Regions from separate parts of the Homo sapiens genome. Here region 1 is linked to region 2. Evidence: chromatin loops called from intact Hi-C (ENCODE). Cell type or tissue: chondrocyte. All regions are shown on one strand. Each heading gives the region's core, and the rest is flanking DNA. Links, peaks and the distances in the headings are about the cores only. Region 1 overlaps CUL4A (cullin 4A). Region 2 overlaps MCF2L (MCF.2 cell line derived transforming sequence like).

The links. Peaks named below come from ENCODE experiments on the same cell type or tissue, not always from the same donor. Only the 100,000 strongest peaks of a DNase experiment are listed, where the experiment ranks them.
Region 1: a loop joins it to region 2, with 1.8 times the contacts of the local background. A loop is called at or near these places in 1 of 110 quality-filtered maps.

Annotation. Positions count from the first base shown.
Region 1 is chr13:113,210,021-113,214,334 of GRCh38, forward strand. CUL4A (cullin 4A) reads left to right here. Exons shown (of 20, transcript NM_001008895.4): 2 at 1-68. Among named protein-coding and RNA genes, the nearest start is that of CUL4A, 2.6 kb to the left of the region's middle. RefSeq lists a silencer at 1-88. In chondrocyte, for the core only: CTCF peaks have their summits at 124 and 1,958; a DNase peak (open chromatin) is centred at 66.
Region 2 is chr13:113,094,374-113,098,755 of GRCh38, forward strand. It overlaps MCF2L (MCF.2 cell line derived transforming sequence like), which reads left to right. Exons shown (of 30, transcript NM_001112732.3): 27 at 141-262; 28 at 1,998-2,110; 29 at 2,177-2,280; 30 at 2,401-4,382. The coding sequence ends at 2,486. Among named protein-coding and RNA genes, the nearest start is that of F7, 9.2 kb to the right of the region's middle. RefSeq lists an enhancer at 1,918-2,418. In chondrocyte, for the core only: no CTCF peak of the experiment used is centred there; DNase peaks (open chromatin) are centred at 978, 1,278, 1,498 and 1,825.

The sequences.
Region 1 (4,314 bases), core at 1-4,000, 120 kb after region 2:
TGCACGAGGCGGTGCGGGCCGTGCAGAGCAGCACCTCCATCAGGTACAACCTCGAGGAGCTCTACCAGGTGAGGCGGCGGCCGGGGCTGGGGACGCCGCTCCTGCCCCGCGTGACGCAGACGCGGCCGGGCGGCCGCTCCGGGTGCCTCGCAGGCTCTCGCCGGGGAGCGGAAAGGCAGGGCGTTTGCCTCCACTGCAGGGCCGGGAGCCCCAGAGGCAACAAGTGGTTTTGTTTATTGCCGTGGTGGAATTTTTGTTTTCAGGCTTAAGCTGCTTAGAACCATATTTAAAGTTATCCCATTACGGAAGAGAAGGAGGTGTGTTTCTAGGAGCCACGTGACTCATATTTTGCAAGTATACGGCAAATTATTTTCTCGTTATATGTAAAACTCATGACTGTGTCACTTGCCACAGTAATAAGAGGGTCTTTTCTCTGTTGTGTTTTGTGATTAATGGTTGCCTTTAAGATATTCAAACAGATTTTGAAAAAATTCAAAATTCAGAAAAAGTGGTTTTGTTCTCTGTTGTGTTTTGTGATTAGTGGTTGCCTTTAAGGTATTCAAACAGATTTGGTAGCATTTAATTCAAAGTGATGGTGTTCCGTTTCTGAAGTAACAAAAAAGTACATTTTACCATACTTGGATATTTTATTTATAAGCGACTTTTTTTCTGGTGTCTTCTTTTTGTAAAGTAACATTCATTCAGTAGTCTAATATCTATATTTTAGGTCACGATGTGTCATACAATTATTTCTATTAAAAGGCTTGAATTAAAAAAACTTTTTTTCTGGATATGCAAGTGACTGCATTGTAAAAATTATAAAAAATACAAAAAAGAAGACTTCAATCACCTATACTCCTACCACCCAAAGAAAACTACTGTTGACAGTTTGGTGTACATACATCCATTCTTTGTCTGAAGTGTAAGTGGATGATGTTTTCTTACCAGCTTTGAGATAGAGTCTACATATAATGTGCACTTCAGGAAGTTTTAACAGATGCATGCAGTTACGTAACCGGCACCACGGTCAAGATGGAATCTTTCTTGGTAGAATGGTAGAATATTGCTACCACCCCCGAAATTGCCATGACCACTTTTGCAGTCAGCCCTCTCCCCTGACTCCTAGCCCTTGGCGGTCCCCCATTTGCTTTCTGTTACTATATTTTGCGATTTCTAGAACCTTATCTAAATGCAGTCATGTATTTCATAGTCTTTTGTATCTGGCTTTCACTTAGGACAGTGCTTTTGAGATTCATGCACAACGCAGTGTGATTGTAATTTATTACCTAGTAGAATGGGTATACCACAGTTGTTTTATCCATTCACCAGTTAATGGACATTTGGGTGTCCATGTTTGGGGTTTTTTGTTTGTTTGTTCTTTGAGACGGAGTTTCACTCTTGTGGCCCAGGCTGGAGTGCCATGGCACGATCTTGGCTCACTGCAACCTCCACCTCGCAGGTTCAAGCGATTCTCCTGCCTCAGCCTCCCGAGTCGCTGGGATTACAGGCACCTGCCACCACGCCTGGCTAATTTTTGTATTTTTAGTAGAGTCGGGGTTTCGCCATGTTGGGCAGGCTGGTCTCAAACTCCTGACCTCAGGTGATCCACCCACCTCGGTCTCTCAAAGTGCTGGGTTTACCAGCATAAGCCACCGCGCCTGGCCTTGGGTTGTTTTAAATAAAGCTGCTGTAAACATTTGTGAATAACCCTTTGTTTGGACATATATTCTTACTCCTCTCAGGTGAGTTCTGCTTACTTCTTTATCTAGAAGTAAGTTCTCAGGGTCATATGGAAAATGTATGTTTAACTTTGTACGGAATTTCTTGTTTTTGCAAGTGACTGCCCCTTTTGCGTCTCTCCCAGCAGTGTATGGGAGCTCCGGTTCCACTCCGCCACCAGCGTGTGCGTCTCTCCCAGCAGTGTATGGGAGCTCCAGTTCCACTCCGCCACCAGCGTGTGGTGTCCTCAGTCTGTAACTTTAGCTGTGCTTGTGGGTGTGTGGTGGAGTGTCATTGTAGTTTTAGTTTGCATTTCCCTCTGATGCTAAGCATCTTTGTATTTACTTGCCATTCTATGTATCTTCGTTGACGAAGTGTCTATTTAAATATTTTGCTCATTTTTATTGGGTTGGTTATTTTCTTATTATTGAGTATTTGAGTTTATTATGTATTCTGGATACAAGTCCTGTATCAGATATTCGCCTTGCAAATACTTTCTGCCTAGTCTTCAACTTGTCTTTTGATTCTCTTAACTGTGCCATTTGAAGAGTAATTGTTTTAAGTTTTCAAGTCACATGTATCAGTTTGTTCTTCTATGGATTGTGCTTTTAGTATCCAAGAAATCTTGCTTAATCTGAGGTCACAAAGTTTTCTCTTATACTTTCTTCCAGACATTTTAGAGTTTTAGGTTTTACATCTAGGTCTACGATCTATGTAGAGTGAATTTTTGTATATATTGTGAAATACAAATCTAGAGTCAGAGTCGGGTGCAGTGGCTCATGCCTGTAATCCCAGCACTTTGGGAGGCCAAGGTGGGTAGATCGCCTGAGCGTCAGGATTTTGAGACCAGCCTGGCCAACATGGTGAAACCCCATCTCTACTAAAAGTACAAAAAATTAGCCGGGCGTGGTGGCAGGCACCTGTAATCCCAGCTACTTGGGAGGCTGAGGCCGGAGAATCGCTTGAACCCGGGAGGCGGAGGTTGCAGTGAGCCGAGGTTGTGCCACTGTACTCCAGCCTGAGCAACAGAGTGAGACTCCATTTCAAAAAAATACAAAGAAAAGTCTAGAGTCAGTGTTTTCCCTGCAAATGTCCAGTTTTTCAGTCTCTTTTCCCCTACTGAATTGCCTTTGCTCCTTTGTCAAAAACCACGTAGGAGTAGGAGGAGTGAGTTGTGAAATCAGGGTGTGTTGGCCCCCCAGCTTCATACATTTGCACAGGTTTCTGGCTATTCTTGGTCCCTTGTGTTTCCATGTGAATTTTAGAATCGGCCAATTTGTATAAGAAAGTGTGCTAAGATTTTGATTGACGGTATATAGAATCTACAGATCAATGTAGGAGAATTAAATTCTTAACAGTATTGAGAGTCTGGGCTCAGTGGCTCACACCTGTAATCCCAGCACTTTGGGGGGCTGAGGTGGCCTGATCGCTTGAGCCCAGGAGTTCGAGACCAGCCTAGGCAACATGGTGAAACCCCATCTCTACAAAAAATTTAAAAATTAGCCTAGTGGGGTGTTGCATGCCTGTAGTCCCAGCTACTCAGGGCCCCCACACCACAACCTGGAAGCTCTTCACACAGGAAGCTGAGCAGTTGGGGCCTGTTTGTCTCCCATCTTTCTGAGATTCACTGTCTTTCATAGCCCAGTACTCAGTGCTTCGAAAACTGTTGCTTCGTATATTTTGCCTGATTTTGTGGTTATTTCAGGCAGAAAGTTAATACAGTTCTTGTACTGTGTCTTGACTAGAAACGAGTCCCACCTGAACTCTCAGAGGTCTTTGGTTTAATAAAATATGATACCTTACAGCTAAAGCTTCTTACTACTCTTTTCCTGGAGATTTGGCTGTCTGATATCTGCTGCCTCATTATTTTTACTTAAAAAGGCGGAATTACTTTGCAACACCTTGTACACAGTGATATGTCTTATAAAACAATCACTAGATATTATGAACAATGTTTGTAGGTGCCTTAGGTGTCTGTCTTGAAACCCTGAGAACTAGGAGTGCTTACCCCAAAATGACAGTCACTGGTTCCTCCTTGGAATGAGACATCGCAAATTCCAGGGGCATCTCTGGAGGTGCTGCCCCACCAGGGGATATGTGGAATCAGTTGATTCACTTACTTGTGATCATCTCTCCACGCACAGGTGGGCTTCTGGCCTCTCACAGAGTCTGAAGCATGAGCTGCCTCAGATCTATTGGAAGCAAATGGGATAGAAATCTAAGAAAAGCAAATGTGAAATTACTGATGTCTGATCAAGCAGGCAATACATTTGACTTGGTGTTTCAAAATAAAGTCTCAGTTTTTGTATAGGTGGGGTGGTGTATACTTTGCCAAAGAATCTTATGTGAAAGGACCAATTCTCACCCAAGTTTGAAAGGTTTGGTTTCGTGTTTGGTTTTTGGTTTTGCTCACTCTCCCTCTACGTCTAAACACCTTAGGAGTCCTGTCACTTACACTTTTTGGGCCTCAGCTGGCCTGTTGTTTCTGTTTGTTACTTTGTTTTTATCATTTTCCTCCTGTAGTGTGTAGAGGAGAATGTTGTGAAGGCATGGATCTTTTCCATTGAACGACCTGAATTTCGGTCTGTAATAACT
Region 2 (4,382 bases), core at 246-4,245:
CCCGGGAAGATGACAGGCTCTGTTGGGGGCCCACGGCACACATTTCAGGGGGTCTGTGGGACTTAGCTGACCCCACCTCAGACAGATGCAGACAGCGGCTCATCACCGGGGGGTCCCTCACGGGTGTCTGTCTCTCTTAGGTTGGAGCAAAACGTCCCACTCACTGGAGGCACCTGAGGACGACGGGGGCTGGTCAAGTGCAGAGGAGCAGATTAACTCGTCCGACGCAGAGGAGGACGGCGGGTTGGGCCCCAAGAAGCTGGTAACCACGGCTTCCCTGTGGGCACTTGGGGTGGGGGCTGCCCTCCGGGGATTAGGGGTGCTTCTGGCAGGTCCACCCAGGCTTGGGTCTTAGGACACAGCCCCAGCTCCTCCTAACCCTGGAAGGTCCACATGGGCCTGGGTCTTACGGGCAGTGCCAGCTCCTCCTAACTCTCTCTGGAAGGTCCACCCAGACCTGGGTCTTGGGGCACAGCCCCAGCTCCTCCTAACTCTCTCTGGAAGGTCCACCTGGGCCTGGGTCTTAGGATGCAGCCCCAGCTCCTCCTAGCTCCTCTGTCTCAGCAGCACTTTGTGTTTCTGGGTTAATTTCCAGGTGCCCACCCAGCCTCCTGTAGAGCCCACTCGTGGGTGCACCTTCCTCAGAGGAGACAGTCCCCACCCCCCTACCCTTTATGTCATAGAATGCTGTCACTGAGCCTTCCTAACTATACATACAATTCTCATTTTGTAAGAAAATGGAACTGCTAAGCATGGATTTGCATTTGAAAAAACATTCATTGTTAATGTCAGAAGCAAGAAAAAGCTGCCATGTGTTAATCATTCCAGTGAGGGTTACACCAAGAAGTGTCTGCTGCACCTTCTGTGCTGTGCGTGGTCCATGCCCCAAGGCTGGAGGTGCAAAGGGGACAGGTCCCGGAGGCTCTGGAAGGGCAGAGAAGCCAGGCGTGGAAGGGTAGGGAGAGCCCTCGGGGCCTCTGGCCTCTCCCACAGAGACAGCATGAAGGAAGGCCTGGGCGTGAGAACAGATGTGGGGGACACAGAGGCGGAGGCCACGTGGCAGGAGGGGAAACAGGCTGGTGGAACAGGGTGCACGGGGCCTGGGGAGGGATTTGGATCTCATTCTTTGTGGGGTGTGGGGAGTGATCCTGGCTACTCTGGGCACCACAGAGGCAGGAGCCAGTACAGGCCATCACGTGAGGGCAGGCAGCCCAGTCACCGTCCTCTTGCTCCAGGCCATCATGTGAGAGCAGGTGGCCCAGTCACCGTCCTCCTGCTCCAGGCCATCACGTGAGGGCAGGTGGCCCAGTCACCGTCCTCCTGCTCCAGGCCCTGCAGCCGGCAGCACCCCTCCGCAGCCCACCACACGCAGCACCAGGAGGCTGTGAATCTCCCCACTCTGTAGGAACAGCTGCCGCTTCCTGGGTCCCCATTCCCCAACGGAACGTGTTCCATGACATCTGTGCAGCATCCGCTGTGTGCCAGGCACAGTTCTAGGCCCCGGAGACAAAGCGGGAACAGCACAGACAGGAACCTCCACTCTTACAGTGAGGAGAGAAAGAGGAGTGAGGCTTGGGGAGGTTGGGCAGGACAGCTGCAGGGAGAGGGAGGGCAGAGGACGGGCGAGTCGGGGAGTACCAAGGAAGGCCTCAGCAAAGCAGCATGGAAATAAGACCTGAAAGCACGGAAGGGCCCTCCGGGAGGCGGGTATGCAGGCGCAAAGGCCCTGGGGCCGAGAGCTGTGTGTGGAGACCAGCGTGAGGGGCTGGGGCAGCTGGGCCCAAAGACAGATTCACAGACGCCTTCCATCGCCGCTGCGGTAGTCATGCCCTGCGGCGTAGCCTCCTCCCAAGGCTGGAGCCCTTCCCCGGAGCTGGTCGTGGCCAGGAGCTCCCACCGGGGCAGGGCGCTAAGGCCCGGCACTCCGCCTGGCTGCTGTGGGGCTGCTGCCGGGGCGGGTGCTGACGCTGTCTGTGCCCCTGCCCGTCTCCCACCAGGTTCCAGGTAAATACACGGTCGTGGCGGACCACGAGAAGGGAGGCCCCGATGCGCTGCGCGTGAGGAGCGGGGACGTGGTGGAGCTGGTGCAGGAGGGCGACGAGGGCCTCTGGTAAGACCCCGCGCTCAGCCCCGGACTGCCCCGCACGTGGCTGCCGCTGACCCTCGCCCCTTGCAGGTACGTCAGGGACCCGACCACTGGCAAGGAGGGCTGGGTGCCGGCCAGCAGCCTGTCCGTCCGGCTCGGCCCGTCCGGCTCGGCCCAGTGCCTGAGCAGCTCAGGTAAGGCCCACGTGCCCCGAGCCCACCCGTGACGCTGCCAAGGGCCCGGGCGAGGAAGCTGCCCCGTGTGTGCCCGGCAGAGCCGACGCCGAAGCCCGTCCCCGCCTGATCTCCCCGCAGAGTCGAGCCCGGGGTCGGCCGTGCTGAGCAACTCGTCCAGCTGCAGCGAGGGCGGCCAGGCCCCCTTCTCCGACCTGCAGGGGTAGCGCGGCCTCGGCGCCGGAGACCCGCGCGCTGTCTGGGGCTGCGGTGGCGTGGGGAGGGCGCGGCCCCCGGACGCCCCGAGGAAGGGGCACCTCACCGCCCCCACCCAGAGCGCCTGGCCGTGCGGGCTGCAGAGGACCCCTCCGGGGCAGAGGCAGGTTCCACGGAAGACCCCGGCCCGCTGGGGCTTCCCCGGAGACTCCAGAGCCCACAGAGGAGGGGCCGCAGGGAACAGCCCCGGGCGGCAGGCGCCGGGCAGCGGCATCTCGTCCTGGCTCCACCGTGCTGCTTCTGCCTCTGGACGGTGCTTTCAGGGGACGCGCGGACCGTGGTGGAGCTGCTTCCGGAGAAGTGGAGGATCCTCTGGCCAACGGCCTGAGGAGAGCGGGGCACGGGGTCTCTTTAGCTTTTACAAGTTTTAGGATTTTTTCAAGCAGGGATCAATCCCGTGGCCATTTTTTGTGGTACTTTGGCCTCAATTCTTCACCAGGAATCACTGTGTTTACATGAAATGACAATTTGATACTGTATTTGATAGAAAACTATTTTTTTGTTACCGGGGTTTACATAGAAGCACGTTGTTTATACCACTAAGTGACTTTGGGGGGGCTCTCCCATGGAAACGGATGGCACTCCCTGAAGCTCCCTGGTCACAGGTGGATGAAAACGTGTCCGTGGGTGACATCAGGTGGTGTCTCCACCACCAAAAGCAGTTAGAAGCCAAGGAGATTCCTTTATCTACCTAGGGTTCATTTTCAAAAGAAAATTTAAACTATAATTTAAACAATTAACGTTCTTTTCTACAAAAAAAATGCAGGGACTTGATTTTTTTAAAGAGCTTCACTGAATTAGGATATTTTTATTGCTTTTAAAGAAAATACAAAGATGCAGTTTCTGCAGGGTGTGGCGTGGACCAGTGCTGCCGACCATAGCTCAGAGAGCCCTGCCCCTGCCTCACTGCACTGCAGCCTCCTCGGAGGCCGCACCTCCACTCCACTCCCCACGCGCCCCCTGCCTCCCACCCAGGTCCACCTGCCACCTGGTGACCACCTTGAGTACAGAAGTGAAAGTGGGGAGAGTATTTTATTCAAGTCACAGCAGAACTGGAAAAAAACTCTTCTGTTTTACCAACTTCTTGTGTTTCAGAAACATATTCTGTTCAAAACTTTTGAAGCCCTTTCGGTGTCTAGTCTGCAGATGTTTTTGTATGTGTGCACCTCTGACCATGTGTGTACATATGTGTCTTGCTGGAAAGGACATATTCGCTGTCCCCGTGCTGCTGGGAGGGCCGCCTCACAGCCTCACGGTTCCCAGCCCCAGCACAGTGGAGGCAGGCGTGGCTGCATTCCCCTCACGCTACCCTCCCAGCGGCTTGTAGCCGTCACTGGCCAGACCTCCAGGGTGCGGAATCAAATAGGAAGCATGCAGAGACTCGGCAGCTTTTCCTCTGATGTGTAAGTTATTTGGAACGCGTGCTGTGTCCCGCGATGTCCCTGATGTACTGTGCAGGCGCGGTGCCTCCGTCTCGTCGCACAGCTGCGCGCCCTTGTGTGACCCTCCCCATAAAGGCACTTTACAGCTTCATGTTTCATCCACTGTCACTTTTTTTTAACTGCTGATGTAAATGGAATTTTAAAAGCAGAGTTCTTTATTGTATGGATGACGTTTGAATAAATATCAGCAACTCCTGCCATCTGCCTTTGTCTGTCAAGACACAGAACGTCTCAGCAGTCGGGGTTTCCAGGGCCGCAGTGCACTGTGCTTGCACATGGTAAGTCATTGTTGGGACGGAAAAGAAGCCGGCAGTGGGCAGGGCCCAGCGTGCGGCTCAGGCACCGAGCAACCGCTTTGCTTTCTTCTGTCAGACGGCGATGATGACAAAATAGCAACAAGGTTGT